Linked DNA regions of Homo sapiens: regions 1 and 2 are each linked to region 3. Evidence: read pairs that join two places in POLR2A ChIA-PET (ENCODE). Cell type or tissue: GM12878. All regions are shown on one strand. Links, peaks and the distances in the headings refer to the core of each region. The heading gives the core; the rest is flanking DNA.

Region 1 (5,557 bases), core at 431-5,430, 350 kb before region 3:
TTCGTTATTTCAGCAAAAAGGAATGTAGTAGGAGAGCAGGGTGATAATAAGGAGAAGGTCAGCAACGAACATGTGAGCAACAGAATCTACGTCATAATTAAGTTCAAGGGAAGTTACTATGACTGGACGTGCACGTAAGCCAGATTTATGTTTCTCTCCACCCAAACATCTCGGTGGAGTAAAGAATAACAAGGCAGCATTGCTGCAAACATGTCTCGCCTCCCGCCATAGGGCGGTTTTTCTCCTATCTCAGAATTGAACAAATGTACAATCGGGTTTTATACCAAGACATTCAGTTCCCAGGGGCAGGCAGGAGACAGTGGCCTTCCTCTATCTCAACTGCAAGAGGCTTTCCTCTTTGACTAATCCACCTCGGCACAGACCCTTTACAGGTGTTGGGCTGGGGGATGGTCAGGTCTTTCTCATCCCACGAGGCCATATTTCAGACTACCACATGGGGAGAAACCTTGGACAACACCCCGCTTTCCAGGGCAGAGGTCCCTGCGGCTTTCCACAGTGCCTTGTGCCCCTGGTTTATTGAGACTAGAGAATGGCGATGACTTTTACCAAGTATACTGCTTGCAAACATTTTGTTAACAAGGCACGTCCTGCACAGCCCTAGATCCCTTAAACCTTGATTTCATACAACATATATTTTTGTGAGCTCCAGGTTGGGTCAAAGTAGTTGGGTCAAAGTGGCTGGGGCAAAGCTACAAATTAACAACATCTCAGCAAAGCAATTGTTTAAAGTACAGGTCTTTTTCAAAATGGAGTCTCTTATGTCTTCTGTTTCTACATAGACACAGTAACAGTCTGATCTCTCTTTCTTTTCGCTACAAAGATGGGCATCGTTTTTTTTAAAGAACATCATCTTTTCTAGGTCTTACAAATATTTACTCTGAACTTTTCAATTCTTGTAATGTAGGAGTAGTCTGGTTTTAGAAAAATCATGTAATCATAGCAGTATTTCAAGGTCCCTCAAAGCATGTGGAAATGCCTTCCACAAAAGTACTACATACACCTTTAGTTGGTGAAGCTGTGGGTGATGAAAGATATGTGGCTTGTTCTTTAAAATTTATATGTTTCAGCGGCTCATTTGTAACTGCATCAATAAGGTAGCTTATATAACCATTTATTTTATTTTATTTTATTTTATTTTTTTGAGATTGTGAGATGGAGTTTTGCTCTTGTTGCCCAGGCTGGAGTGCAGTGGTGCCATCTCAGCTCACTGCAACCTCCACCTCCTGGGTTCAAGTGATTCTCCTGCCTCAGCCTCCTGAGTACCTGGTATTACAGGAATGCACCACCACGCCCGGCTAATTTTTTGCATTTTTAGTAGAGACGGAGGTTCACCATGTTGGCCAGGCTGGTCTCGAACTGCTGACCTCAGGTAATTCACCCACCTCAGCCTCCCAAAGTGCTGGGATTACAGGCATGAGCTACCGTGCCCAGCCTATATAATTGTTTTAAAGAAACAACTGTTTTCCTGTAATCCCAGCACTTTGGGAGGCAGAGGTGGGTGGATTACCTGATGTCAGGAGTTCGAGACCAGCCTGACCAACATGGACCAAACTCGGCAACAAGAGCAAAACTCTGTCTCAAACAAACAAACAAACAAAACAACAAACAAACACTGTTTTCTTCAAAACAATAGTATGAAATCAAGTAGCTGTTTAAGAACTTTTAGTATTTCAGACCATGGAACAAAAATTTGAGACCACGACCATGGGCAGTTCTAGTGTCCCTGTCATTCCAAGCGTCTTCTTCCTACGCGGTCCTGTTGCGTTTGGCATTTTGCGGTGCTCTCTCTAGGCTTTTGCTGAGTGCTATGGGAGTGTGGGGCCTGGGACAGAGACTAGCCCTTGGGGAGCTGGCCCAGGCATCCCAGGGGAGGGGGAAACCCCAGTCGAAACATAACATTCCTGTGACCTGGAGATCCTGCCATAAAGCAATCTAAAGTGACCTCCGGAAAGAGGAAGTGGGTGCGCGGAAGGATGTGAGCTGGCGAAGCAGCCTGCCTTCTCCGTGGGAAGCCAGCATTCACTGCTCAGCTTTTTTTCTTCCCCGAAGCTCCAAAGGCTGAGCTTGTTTGTTTGCTTTTCTCAATCTGCCACCTACGTTGCACCCACAATCCTCTGTGGAATGCAGTCGGTCCAGGGCTCCCTCCAGCTTTCTGCCCATCCCACACTCCCACCCAAGCCCCCCACCTCCACCCCTCAAGCATACAGATCCTCATCTTTTTATTTCTTCCTCCTTCCCTCCCTCTCTCCCTCCTTCATTCCCTCCCTCTGTCCCCCTTCTTTCTTTCTTCTTCCTTTCCTCCCCTCCCACCTTCCTTCCTTCCTTTCTCTCTTTCTTTTCTTTCTTCTTTTCTTTTCTTTCTTTCATTTCTTCTTTCTTTCCCTTTTTCTGTTTTTCTTTTCTTTTTTCTTTTTCTCTCCTTTCTTTCTCTTTCTCTTTCTTCTTTCTTTCTTCTTTCTTTTTTCACTCAGCTCACTCTAGGGAAACAGACAGGAAAAATAACAAGCAAAGGTGAAATTATAAACATTCCAGAAGTCTTACAGTGTCCTCATGACTGTCATTTCCAAACGTGTGCTCTTCACACACATTTGCCAGACTCCCGGGTTGGAATGCTGGTTTCACCACCTGCTAGTAACAGGGCCTTAGGCAAGCAACTTACTCTTTCTGTGCCTCAGTTTTCCCACCTCTAAAGTGGGGATAAGAAGAGGACTTACCTCATAAAGGTAAGGTCTAAATGAGTTAACATATGGAACATATGTAAAAATGTGGAGTAACTCCCATGGGAGAACATTAACTATTATTGCTTTTAAAATTCTGGAAATCCCACAGCCTTTTTGGTTTGAATATGACTTTTACTCCCGAGGAACCAAGTAGAACAATAGATAGGAATTACTTAAGTGCCATAATACTTGGATCTCAGAGATACCCCAGAATATCTTCCATAGTAACAGAAAGTCAAGGTAGGTTCTACCTTGACCTAACATTACTCTTTTTCTTTTCTTTTTGAGACTGGGTCTTGCTCTGTCACCCAGGCTGGAGTGCAGGGGCATGGTCAGAGCTCACTGCAGCCTCAACCTCCTGGGCTCAAGTGATCCTCCCACATCAGTCACCCAACCCAAGTAGCTGGGACTACAGGCCCATGCCCCCATGCCTGGCTAATTTTTAATTTTTTGTAAAGACAGGATTTCACTATATTGCCCAGGCTGGTCTTGAACTCCTGAATTCAAAGATCTTTCTGACTCAGCCTCCCAAAGCGCTGGGATTACAGGCATGTGCCAGGACGCCCCGCCTCATTTTCGCTGTATTTTATCTAGGTCTTTCCCAGTAAAATTTGATACCTTAAGAGAAAACCATCCATAGGGGTGGCAGGCAGTGGAAACGTAGTTTTTGACTCAAGTTATACAACATAGGTAATTGTTATCCCAACCAATTACGGGGATTTACACGGACATTTAAGCTAGCTCTAGAAATGGACACTAGATTGCTCAGGTGAAAGCAGTCTTACATTTTAAAGACTCATGGCATTTAACCTCTCTAGATGTTTTGCAAAGTATTTCTTCATCCCTGTGCCAATTGTTCTGTTTTGTAATATGGAGAATAAAAAAATACAACTTCACATGAGTAGGTCTCTGAATTAATTTTTTTTTTTTTTTTGAGACAGAGTCTTGCCCTGTCGCCCAAGCTGGAGTGCAATGGCACAATCTCAGCTCACTGCAACTTCCACCTCCCGGGTTCAAGCGATTCTCCTCCCTCAGCCTCCCGAGTAGCTGGGATTACAGGCGCCCGCCACCACACCCGGCTAATTTTTGTACTTTTAGTAGAGACGGGGTTTCACCATGTTGGCCAGGCTAGTCTTGAACCCTTGACCTCAGGTGATCCACCTACCTCGGCCTCCCGAAGTGTTGGGATTACAGGCGTGAGCCACTGTGCCCGGCCAAATTACTTTGATTAAAAGAAAAATATTAGACAAATTAAATGAACAGAGTTTAATTGAGCAAGGAATGATTCATGAATTGGGCAGCCCCTGAAACAGAATAGTTTCACAGTGGCTCCAGCACAGCCACGTGGTGGAAGATTTATGGACAGAAAAGGGAAAGTGATGGACAGAAAATGGAAGCAAGGTACAGAAATGGCTGGACTGGTTAGAGCTCAGCATCTGCCTTATTTTAACCTGGTTTGAACAGTTGGCTGCCTTTGATTGACCAAAACTCAGTGACTGGCCCAAGAGTAGGTTATAGTCTGTTTACGCATCCAGTTAGGTTACAGTTCACTATGTGCAGGGAAACCTTTAGACTGAACTTAAAATATGTAAGGGGGTAGCTTTAGGCTAAACTTAATTTAACAGTTTATTTATTTGAGATGGAGTCTCGCTCTGTCTTCTAGGCTGGAGTGCAATGGCGCAATCTCGGCTCACTGCAACCTCTGTCTCCTGGGTTCAAGCAATCCTCCTGCCCCAGCCTCCTGAGTAGCTGGGATTACAGGTGCGCCACCATGCCCAGCTAATTTTTATTTTTTTAGTAGAAATGGGATTTCACCATATTGATCAGGCTAGTCTCGAACTCCTGACCTCAGGTGATCCACTCACTTCGGCCTCCCAAGGTGCTGGGATTATGGGCATGAGCCACTGCATCCAGCCATAACAGTTTATTATGTAACAATTTATCAGTAGTGCTGTCTCAAAAACATTATCGACATACAGCTACGTAGAGCTACTACTCAGGTCTTGACTTAAACAGAGCTAAGAATATTCTTGCCTTCATTCAACCTTATTAAGTCCTTTTTTTTTTCTTAAATTTTATTTCCTTTCTTCTCCTTCTTCTTCTTCTTTTTTTTTTTCTTTTTTTTTTATAAACAGGGTCTCGCTCTGTTGCTCAGGCTGGAGTCCTGGGTTTAAGCGATCCTCTTGCCTCAGCCTCTCGAGTAGCTGGGACTACAGTTGCATGCCTACCTTACATTTTTATTTTTGGTAGAAATGGGATCTCACGTTTTTGCTCAGGCTGGTCTCGAACTCCTGGCCTCAAGTGATCCTCCTGCCTCAGCCTTGGCTTCCCAAAGTGCTGAGATTATAGGCATGAACCACAGGGCCTGGCCGTAAACTCCTTTTTTCTGATGAAAGTATCTTCATTGTAGATACTTGGAGGTATAACTTTGAATATTCCCTCGGTAATTCTCTGACCTAAGGCCTTCATAATTTTATTTTGTTTTAATTTTTATTTATTTATCTATTTTTTGAAGATAGAGTCTTGCTCTGTCACCCAGGCTAGAGTGCAATGGCGCAATCTCCACTCACTGCAACCTCCACCTCCTGGGTTCAAGTGATTCTCCTGTCTCAACCTCCTGAGTAGCTGGGATTACAGGTGTGCACCACCACGCCCAGTTAATTTTTGTATTTTTTAGTAGAGTCAGGGTTTTGCCTTGTTGGCCAGGCTAGTCTCAAACTCCCAGCCTCAAGCGATCCACCTGCCTTGGCTGCCCAAAGTGCTGGGATTACAAGCGTGAGCCACTACACCAGACCAGGCCTTCATAATTTTATAAA
Region 2 (5,557 bases), core at 144-5,143, 130 kb before region 3:
GAGACTCCGTCTAAAAAAATAAAACATAAAAACCACCACCAGGAAGATCAGACTTTAAAACATCATTAAAACAGTATCTGGGCCAGGTGCAGTGGCTCATGCCTGTGATCCCAGCACTTTGGGAGGCTGAGGTAGGTGGATCACGAGGTCAGGAGTTCAAGAGCAGCCTGGCCAACATGGTGAAACCTCATCTCTACTAAAAATACAAAAATTAGCTGGGCGTGGTGGTGGGCACCTGTAATCCCAGTTACTTGGGAGGCTGAGGCAGAGAATTGCTTGAACCTGGGAGGCGGAGGTTGCAGTGAGCCGAGATCGCGCCAATGCACTCCAGCCTGGGCAACAAAGTGAGACTGTCTCAAACAAACAAACAAACAAACAACCAAAAAAACAGTATCTGAAAACTGGGGAGAAGATACTCCCAAATAATTATAATCTCTGAAATAATTGGACATTTTCTCTCTGTTTTCTGATTGTTTTATAACTTGGTGGCAATGCAGACTGGTGAAAATATTCCTAAGAAATAGCGAGATGATTTCATTGGATAACAGAATAGAAAGCAAATCCCTGGAATCACGGGAAAAAGGAGACACAAGAATGGCCTTTTTCATTCTTGGGGACTAGAACAATTTTCTCACGTAAGTTTACTGTGGTGGCTCATCGTGCTTCTGTGGGTGACTGTGGATGATCACAAACAAGAATTCCACTGGGATTCCAACCTTGAGAAGTATTAGGTAAGAGTCACTTTTAATGCCTTGCAGATTATACGATAAGCTTGTCTTTTCCAGAAAAAGAGCACAGTATATTTAAATACAATTCTATATGCAAGGCCATCCTGCTCAAGTAGAAGAAAAAGATCCCTGAAGAATGTGTATCTCTGAGAGATCATCAAAAGTCCCTAAATGGAACAATGGAAATTATATAAAGTAAAACCGGCAAGCAGATGATTCTGTTAAGGCTAAGTGGAATCCAAATCTAAGTCCAGATGTGGGCAAGTGTGAGAGAATAACACACAGGAGGTCAGGATCTTACCTCACTGAGGCTGCACAATAAAAACCGGACTCTCGGCTGGGTGTGGTGGCTAATGACTGTAATCCCAGCACTTTGGGAGGCCGAGGCAGGAGGATCATGAGGTCAAGAGATCAAGAGTATCCTGGCCAACATGGTGAAACCCCGTCCCTACTAAAAATACAAACATAAGCTGGGCGTGATGGTGTGTGCCTGTAATCCCAGCTACTCGGGAGGCTGAGGCAGGAGAATCGCTTGAACCCCGGAGGCAGAGGTTGCAGTGAGCTGAGATCATGCCACTGCACTCCAGCCTGGCGACAGAGCGAGACTCCATCTCAAAAAACAACACAACAACAACAAAACCAGACTCTCCTGGCAGGTGGGTGGGGAAGGGGGACAGTAAGGCAATGGCGGCAGAGAAGCAGCAGCAGCATAAGGCACAGACGACGCATCTGACTGTAATCCATGTACATACTCAACCGAACTAATGAAAAAGCAGCTGAATGTAGAGAAACTAAACTTATTGAGGCTCCCAATGACTTGGGGTACAGACCAACAGGAGGGAAGAACTTAGTACCAGCATAGAACCACCCACTGACCACCATGTCCAGCTGGGCTGTGCAGTCAGCCTTTTCCTATTTGCTGCCACCATCTCTATGACCTTGATCCTTTCTACTTCCTGTGATGTTCATGGTATTAGCTGTCACTGTGATTTACCCTGGACCCTATGTGGAATGGAGTGGATAAGGAGAGTGGGCAGAAGTCAAGTGGTCCCAATGTGCCTCACAATTCTGTGGTTATGTGAAGGCTTTTTTTTTTTTTTTTTGCATTATAGAAGTTATGTGGGGGGTGGAAATTGGTAGAATTATGTTTCTAGTTTTTCCAATTATTTAGATTCCTCATCACATATTAACTTCTAGCATAGTATCATGTTTGTTACAGAAAAGGTTTTATCCAAACTATATCACCATGTCAACTCCTTTAGAAATAGAATTAATTCTAACTGATTCAAGTTTATCAGCTTTAATGCTCTTAAGTGAAAATACTTGAGAATGACACAGCTGAGTAAATATTAAAGAAAAACAAGGAATACTTAAGGTAGCATAACTAATAACAAGCTGCAGGCCAGACAAGTTCTTTGATTTTAACAACTTTTAATCCCTATTAATTGTCAAAAGACAAGGCGAAGAAATCCCCTCAGTAAAATTCAGAAATCTAATCACCAAGCCAAAATTCCCCTATAACTATGTCACAGATGGAAATCCAGTTTTAAGAAACTGGCATGGTCAGTTGTTAACACACCAGTACCATCTACAAACACAGTTGTTTAAACACAACAGATTGCCATTACTCAGCAGGTTCAGTAATCACAATTCAGCTTGCTATTAGGAGAGAAAATTACTGGTGTTTTTAGTTTCCATCCCATTACCTTGACTTTTATTTAGAGCCATTCATCAACAATTTCCTCCTTCATTAGAAGTCACAAGTTAACCAAGCCATACGGTCATCAAAGAAACACAATACATTTGATGAGATCTTGAAAATGTAAATGCTTAGTGCAATTTTGTTAATTCACGACGTTTCTTAAGCATTACAGCAATCTATTCAAGATAATTCTCAAGCCTTTGCTTCAGAATCCATTAGCTATAGACATTTCAAGTACTTCTTGAGGCAAACTCCTGCAGTAATGGTTTCCAGCAATGGTCCTTCACCAGTCTGAGGAGTCTGTTACTCCCTCAATCTTTTTCATAGCCCCCAAATGCACCTCTGTTGTAAAAAAAAACTGTAATCCTTTGCTTTAATGGAAGACTGTCGGTTTCATTTTACTGCATTCTCCAGGAATATTCCTTTCTAACAAAGCCACTTCCCAGCCCTCCACAGGAAATGTTCAGGGGCCCCCACATTCAGGATTGGTTCTGAGATATTATCTCCTAAGATAAATTGAGATAGTAAACAATATCCAGTCAATGAACAAGTGTTTACTGACTACTGTTCTTAGGAACAGTAGCCACTAAAGAGAATACGGTACAAATAGATAGAGTCTACTAAAACTTTGCACTCTAGATGGGCTATAATACGCATACACAGTACACAGAAAAGCTAACTCTAATACAGAGTGGCAGATTGTTGGTGCTACGTGAATACTGTGTGTAGGAACTGCCATAGGACTCCACTGATTCACTCTGGACACAGAGATGAGACGATTAGCCATCCTTCCACAGAAAAGGGGAACATGGAGCGGGAAGAAGGGAAGGGAAGCATAGAAATAAAGAGATGAGGGGAATCACTTCTATTTGAGAGTAAAACAGAGTCCATCTGTAATAAATGTAAATCTGTTTTTGTTTTATTTTTTCTGTTCTTCTGGCTTCTCAACATCAATCTGTTTTTGTACACGGTGTCAGTGTGACTACATTTCCAATACAAATAAGGTTGATCTTGATCGAAACACTTTTTGAAGTGGCTTCGTTGTCTGGGGTAAATACCCAGGATTCGTCGTCTTGCGCCAGGAAGATTTAGGACAGGAACACACATGAGTTTAGGAGCAGAGGCTTAATAGGCAAAAGAAAGAGAAAGCAGAGTAGCTCTCTAGTGAGACAGAGGCTTCTGCAAGGAAAGACCGGTGGGTGATGGAGTGCGCTGGATTTTATAGTTCGGCTTGAGGAGGCGGTGTCTGATTTACATAAGGCCCACAGATTGGACGGATCAGGTGTTACATTTACATAGTGGGCGGGGAAAGGCTGGCTACCCCACCCTAATCTTATTATGCAAATGGCTTTCCACTTAACCAGGCCATCTTGCCTGCTCCTTTCTGACAAAGAAGAGGGAAGATGGGGCCGCTAATTTGAAGATGTCTAGTCCCAGGTGGCTTTTTTCCTACCGGTATGCACCCCTGCAAGCTTCCGGCTTGATTGTCTATGTCTGCAGCTCGATTTTGCAGGCTGCTCTTTGTTAGAAAATGATTTGGGGGCTGCTTTTCATTAAAAAGAAAAACCTTACTGAGGACTCCCATACCCTCACTATCTGCCTAAGTAGTTTCTTCTTAACTCCTCTGTCATTTTGACACTATCCGTTTGAAAAGGTGAAGCACACTGAGGTCATCCATGGTTGAGTCTGTTTGGCTTCGTTTCGTTTTGTTTAGTTTTAGGCTTTCCGCGGCCTGAAGCCATGGTTTTTAGTTTCTGTCTCTAGTGATAAGCAGAAAAAAGGGACGAGGAAGGGGCTCATTAAAAGAAAAACTTAGCCGAATTAAATTTAAAAGAGTTTGAGCAACGAACGATCGTGCAGCCCCCAGAATCACAGCAGATTCAGAGAGACTCCCGCGCAGCCACATCGTGGGAGATTTATGGACAGCAAAAGGAAACTGACCTACAGGAAATGGAAGTGAGGTACAGAAACAACTGGATTGGTTACAGCTTGGCGTTTGCCTTATTTTAACACGGTTCAAACAGTTGGCTACATTTCTTTGGCCAAAACTTAGTGACTGGCACAGGTGTGGGTCACCGTTGGTGTATACCTCCAGTTGTTATAGTTCGTGATGTATAGAAATACCTTTAGGCTGAAATTAAATATGTAAGGAAGCCGCTTGAGGCTAAACTTAATAGGCTTTAGTGGCTTAACCAGAAACAAAAACTAAGAGCCCATGACTGTATTCTCTGTCTCGGACACCCCTGCGACCCACTGTCATAATTGATCTTGGCCAAGTCAATTATATATTATCATTGCTTACAATGAGGGAATTGTGCTGATTGACATAGCTAGCCCTGATCCATCTCAGATTAGGAAATATAAGAGGCTCATAAATTCTTCCATTCGAAAAGTGTGGTCAGTTTTCGTGTAAGTCACTTCCAGGTAATTAGGTTCATCTAACCTCGGTGGTGATAGTAAATCATAAATTACATAAGCTACAATAGGCATACTGTTGCCATTTCTGGTCAGCCAGTGTCCTGACGCATGCTTTTTGGTGTATTACAATCAAGACATCTGTGGGAACTGCGGCCGGCTGGCTCAGTGAGGCACAGGCAGTGGGGGAAGATGGCAGTGGCCGTTCCACTGCAGGCGTGAACCCTGGAGCAGCTGCGCAGTAAGCACCTGCCCAAGAGGGACTTTATCAAGTTTCTGCAGGACCACAATTCAGATTCGTTTCTTGCAGAACATAAATTATTAGGAAACATTAAAAATGCAGGCAAGACAGCTAACAAGGACCATTTGGTTACAGCCTATAACCATCTTTTTGAAACTGAGTGTTTCAAGGGTATCAATACTGTAAGTGTTGCAAGTGAAAAATGTGAAGCTTAATGAAGATAAACCCAAATAAACCCAAAGTCTGGAGAGTCTCTGGCTGAGGGTCCACCAAAATATGCAAAATCTGTTCTAAAAACATGAGATAAGGCCAGGCGCATTTGCTTATGCTTGTAATCCCAGCACTTTGGGAGGCCGAGGCGGGTGGATCACCTGAGGTCAGGAGTTCAAGACCAGCCTGACCCACATAGAGAAACCCTGTCTCTGCTAAAAATACAAAATTTGCCAGGCAAGGTAGCACATGCCTGTTAAT
Region 3 (5,557 bases), core at 288-5,287:
ACCCCGCCAAGCCTATTTTTTCAACTACTAACTCAAGTTGACATTTGCTGTCTTACAATCTTTCTGTTTGTTTGTTTGTTTTTAAGAGGCGGGGTCTTGCTGTCACCCAGGCTGGAGTGCAGTGGTGCCATCATAGCTCATTGCAGCCTCCATCTTCCTGGGCTCCAGGAATCCTCCTGCCTTAACTTCCTGAGTAGCTGAGACTATGTACAGGTGCAGCCCAAATGCCTGGCTAATTTGTCTTATTTTTTAGAGATGATGTCTCCCTACATTGCCCAGGCTGGTCTTGAACTCCTAGACTCAAGTGATCCTCCCATCTCGGCCTCCTGAGTAGCTGGGTTACAATCATTTTTACTAATGTCTTAGTGGTGTTTCTGGCAGAAATGTCCCCTGCTATTCTTTGTGGGTATGACAGTGTCTCCTGTGCAGTCAGCAGAACTCAACAGAAGTCACCTCTGATGTCCCTGGAGGCAGTGTCTCTGATGTACCAACAAAGCACTATGCTTCCAACCTGCGCTTGATTCAGAATCTCTGCAGCCATTTTACTTTATAAATCCTCTCCCCTAAGCCAGGACCCACATCTGGACACCCTAGTGTCTCCACTTCTGTGCCACCACTCTCTGGACACTTCATAATCCCCCTATCCTTAAAAGGGGGTGCATCCTGATCCTAGCTGCCTGTGGGCTGAGACTCCTGAGGAGACCCTCGCAGTAACTGAGGGGGACTGAAACTCTTAGTGCACCAAGCACAGACTCCTGACTAAAGAAACCAGTCTCTATCACACACGCTGGTTCAAAACGTATGTATGCAAATTCATCTGAAAATGTTACAAATGCATGGCAGGTTGAAACTTTATATTATAAAATAATTTATGTATATACAAAGAAATAACAGCAAATACTCATGCACCCAGCACTCCATCCTTAATACTTTGCCACGTTTGCTCCAGCTATGTTTTGTTTGTTTGTTTCTGAGACAGAGTTTCACTTTTGTTGCCTAGGCTGGAGCGCAGTGGTGCCATCTCGGCTCACTGCAACCTTGTCTCCCGGGTTCAAGCGATTCTCGTGCCTCAGCCTCCCGAGTAGCTGGGATTATAGGCACGTGCAACCACACCCGGCAAATCTTTGTATTTTTAGTAGAGACAGGGGTTTCACCATTTTGGCCAGGTTGGTCTTGAACTCCTGACCTCAGGTGATCCACCCACCTCAGCCTCTCAAAGTGTTGGGATTACAGGCATAAGCCACCATGCCCAGCCCCAGCTGTGGTTTAATAAATAAAAATGACACAGCTGGAGCTCCCAGCCTGCCCCCTCCTGGTGCCATTTGCTCCCAGGAAAGTAATCACTATCCTGAATTTGGTGTTTTTATGGCTAGGCAGGCTTTCACTAGGTAAATCTGGATTCGTGAAAGATACAGAGTACCGTCCAGTATGGTTTTGCACTTTATATGAATGCATTAATACCTTCCATAACCTTCTGCAGTTTGTTTATTCCCTCATGACTATGTGTTTGGAAGGTATCTATGTTGATACACACAGTTCTAGCTCATGCATCTTCACTAAGGCACAGTGCAGTTGGCCCCTGGGCAGCATGGGTTTGAACTGCATGGGCGCATCTATACATGGATTTTTTTCAACTGAATGGGAATCAAAACTACGATGTTCTCAGGACGTAAAACCTGAATATAAGGAGGACCAACTCTTTGTACATGCAGGTTCTACAGGGATGTGAGTATGTGGGGCTCTGAGCATACTTGGGGGTCCTGGAACCAGTCCCCCACATATACTGACAGACGACGCTACTCCTATATAACAGGCCACAACCGGTAGCCCTCTCTGACAGAGGGACACAGAAGGATGGCTAAGTGTGTGGAATCGGGCCGGGCACAGTGGCTCACGCCTGTAATCCCAGCACTTTGGGAGGTGGGGGAGGCGGATCATGAGGTCAGGAGATCAAGACCATCCTGGCTAACACGGTGAAACCCTGTCTCTACTAAAAATACAAAAAATTAGCCGGGCGTGGTGGCGGGCGCCTGTAGTCCCAGCCACTGGGGAGACTGAGGCAGGAGAATGGCGTGAACCAGGAGGCGGAGCTTGCAGTGAGCAGAGATCGCGCCACTGCACTCCAGCCTGGGCGACTGAGCGGGACTCCGTCTCAAAAAAAAAAAAAAAAGTGTGGAATCTGGAGCTGGCTTACCTGGGGTTGAATCCTGGCTCTACCAATTATCAGCTGTGTGGCCTTGGAAAAGTCACCTGCCTGCTCTGTGCCTCAAGTACCTCACCTGTAAAATGAGACTAATAACACCAGCCACCAGGTTTTCCTAAGCATTTGGTGAATTAATAGACATGTAGAGCACCTGGACAAATGCCTGCCGCCTAGTAAGTACCACGTGGGTGGCTGCAACCCCTGCTGTTGGTATTATTAGTCCTCATCTATGTTCGCAAACCATGATTCTAAACGCACAGCTACTAAACTGTGACCACAGATGCTATCCTAACCATAAAAGGAACTTTCATACTGAAAAAGGTTAAGAACCACTGACGCATTCGATATTTGCTCTCCTGGTCCCTCTGCGCTACCCACTTCCTGATATATTGGGGAAATTATGCAAACCCCAGGGCCCTGGTCTCCCCAGGCAACAGTCATTAGTCAGCTGCTTCAGTCTGTTCCCACATGCTGAGCATCCTCACTCAGCAGAGCAGGGTGACAAGACAGTCGGTCCCCGAAATCCAGACACCGGAGTTCTCCTTTCTGCAGGGTTCCCGGAAGACACACAAGGCGGCTCTGCGGCGGGGAGGGGATCTGCATTTGAGGCTCAGTCTCCAAGACAGTGCGAGCAAGGGCGGGGCCTCTATGCCTGCGTTAGGATGTTCTTTTCTTCCAAACGTCAGCTGTGGGCTATAGGTCCAGGGACTCAGGACCTGGATAACCACCACCACAGCCCCACTCATAGTCCTGTGTCCGTGGCAGTGAAGGTAACTGGCCAGAAAAGGCAAGCAAGCACGCTGTCCATGCCATAAAGTTCTGGGAGGCGGTGGCCTGAAGCCAAGGTGTGCCTGGTCTGTGTCCCAGGCTGGCCAGGTGTGAGAGGGGTCACTGGAATACATGGTCAGGTGTTCACCGCATCACCTCCCACCTTTGACTTTGGCAAGCATGTGGCCCAAGAAGCTGGTCCTGCCTGCTCCTGGCCTCGTGCTGGCCCTTGGAATGTGGGCCCCCCAGACTTCAGTGAGCTTCTTCCCACGTGATCAGAAGCCAACCATAATTGCTTCTCTGGATTTCCATAGACCTCGGAGCTCCCTGGATGTGTTTGCAGCCTTCTCCAGCCCTCCTGAGAGCTCCGCTGCATGGTCCTGTTTGGCTCACCTGGCGCCTATGATCCTTCCTCAGGTGTATGCATGTGTGTTTGCGCGCGCGCGTGTGTGTGCATGTGTGTGCGTTTGTGTATGTGTGTGCATGTTTGTGCATGTGCACCCCACAAGGCAGGAGCTCAGCTCCCACCCAGGATGTCCCTACCTTGGTCCTCACAAGGCATTCCTCATTTCATAAGTGATAATGGGATAACAGTCTTTACCTTTATAGATAAAGGGCATCTCCACTCACTGTCCCCCTTCCCAACAGCTCCTCTTCTCCTTCCTGTTCCCAGCAGCTCAGCTCTCCGGGCAGCAAGCACCTCTCCCCTCCTCCACCCCTCCATCGGCTCACGAGAGCCTCCCTGAGCCTCATAAACTGAGCTTCACTCCATCCAACGGCGCCAACACAGGCTGGCCACCCAGAAGGCAGAACTCAGGGTGGCCCTGAGCCCCCACATTGATAAGTCAGCCCAGCAGGCAGCCCGCGAGGAGACGGGACTCTAGAGAGCACACCTCCCACCCACACCCTTTGCGGCTCTCCAAGTCAACCTAAAGCCACACCAAACGCCGTCCTTCAGTCTCCCTGCTTTTCTGAATTGTCTCTTGTCCCCTGAGCACCTGGATTCAGGGGTGAGGCTGGTCAACCCTCAGGAACCTACTTTGTTGGTTCCTGGTTAGCTCCATCGACCTTTCTAGGCCTCAGTGTCTATCTGCGAGGTGAAAGCATTAGGACAAATATTCATTAAGCTGCTTCTACTTTGACAGCTCCATGACTTGAAGTTCCTTCCCAGGGACAGCCCGTGTCAGCCCGTGTCCTCCGCCCTGGAAGCCCCGCAGGAATAGCTGCGGCCCGGCCGCTTCAGCCACAGAAGCGCACGGACCTGCCCGCCTGCCCACTGCCTGGGTGGAGTCCGTCTCGGCATCAGTTCCGCACAGAGGTGGAGGCAAATAATTCTGACCTGCCTCCCTGGCAGGATTCTCTCTCTTTGGCCTTGGGAATGACAAGGGCTGTGGCCACACAAGGCCCTACCATCACTGTTATGTTTCTTAACTGCTTAACCACAAATTGCAGTTCACAGTTTACCAGCCAGGGCCCTGCCCCTAATTGTTCTAAATGTACTTAAGGAAGGTGACACATTAGAAGCACAGAGGATGCATTTCTCCCGGTGGCCAGCGCTGGCCCACTGGGCCCTATGGCAGGAGGGTCCCGGGCCACGTGCGGCAGTGTGCAGTGTCGTACCATCGTGCCCTGATCCTTGCTGGCAAACGATGCAAAAACTACAAAATAAATTCGCAGGGAAAGTACCCCAGTTTGTTTTTGCCCCTCCTCACAGAATAACTTTCTGCTTCAGAAGTGAGGAGAATTCTGAGGTTTTAGGATGCCCTGGGAACTCCTGCCCTTGCTGGACGTGTCTGGTATTAAATGACACTCCCTGTGTCCTGCCACCGAGAGAATGACCATCTGGCCTCCTCGAGGGGAAGCTATGTGGGTAACGGGGGAAGCTCCTCACTAGGGGTGGGGACTTGGTCTGCTCCTGACACTGTCCCAGCTCACTGGGGCCTTCGGGAACAGCAACCAGGATGGCAGAGGACACACCCACGTTCCTCCAGGAATACTGAAAAAAACTGGGACTAGCTGACCCCAAGCAGAGAGAACTCGGGGAAGACACAATATATGCTGTCAAAGCCGTGACAGGCCGTGTGTCCTCGGGGGACGGATGACGCGTGCTGTTCACAGCCCCAGGGCGCAGGGTGGGAGTTACCCAGCACCACCCTTCCATCCTCATGTTGGTCTGGACCCCACGATTCGCTGAGAACAAACCCAGGCAGACCAGAAATTCCAGCTTAACCTGGAGCAGGGCCCAGGAGGACACGGAGTCTGGGGGCTTCCACACACAAAACCCAAGACTAGCCAGGGGCCCAACTTGGTTGCCCCAGAATCTGGTTCTGGTGAGAATACACCTGCTATGTCAACCTAAACCTAAGCCTTCACCTCCCAGTGGCACCCAAGGAAGGGGCCCTAGGAGCAGGACCAGGGCAATGGTGGGTGGAAACCCAACAGCCCAAGTCACAGGTGACGACTTCCACCAAGAAGTTCCCTCCACAGCCATCCTGGCATCGCTTCACAGTGAATACCTGTGTTTGGGAAATATTTTGATTTCATTACAGTGAGATTTTTAAATTGGATTTGACTTTCATTTAAATA

The links. Peaks named below come from ENCODE experiments on the same cell type or tissue, not always from the same donor. Only the 100,000 strongest peaks of a DNase experiment are listed, where the experiment ranks them.
Region 1: POLR2A ChIA-PET joins it to region 3 with 6 read pairs; 4 of 35 experiments call an interaction of 5 or more read pairs at or near these places.
Region 2: POLR2A ChIA-PET joins it to region 3 with 5 read pairs; 7 of 35 experiments call an interaction of 5 or more read pairs at or near these places.

The regions. Positions count from the first base shown.
Region 1 is chr1:236,499,779-236,505,335 of GRCh38, reverse strand. No RefSeq gene overlaps it. Among named protein-coding and RNA genes, the nearest start is that of LGALS8, 21 kb to the left of the region's middle. RefSeq lists an enhancer at 1,873-2,167. In GM12878, for the core only: no CTCF peak of the experiment used is centred there; no DNase peak of the experiment used is centred there; H3K27me3 peaks cover 259 bases.
Region 2 is chr1:236,286,439-236,291,995 of GRCh38, reverse strand. It overlaps the pseudogene LOC100130485. Among named protein-coding and RNA genes, the nearest start is that of ERO1B, 7.3 kb to the right of the region's middle. RefSeq lists a silencer at 1,449-1,687. In GM12878, for the core only: no CTCF peak of the experiment used is centred there; no DNase peak of the experiment used is centred there.
Region 3 is chr1:236,153,840-236,159,396 of GRCh38, reverse strand. All of the region lies in intron 1 of GPR137B (G protein-coupled receptor 137B), which reads right to left. Among named protein-coding and RNA genes, the nearest start is that of GPR137B, 14 kb to the right of the region's middle. RefSeq lists a silencer at 777-826 and enhancers at 2,506-2,615, 2,816-2,875. In GM12878, for the core only: a CTCF peak has its summit at 1,313 (motif pointing left); a DNase peak (open chromatin) is centred at 2,526; H3K4me3 peaks cover 1,117 bases; H3K27ac peaks cover 3,631 bases.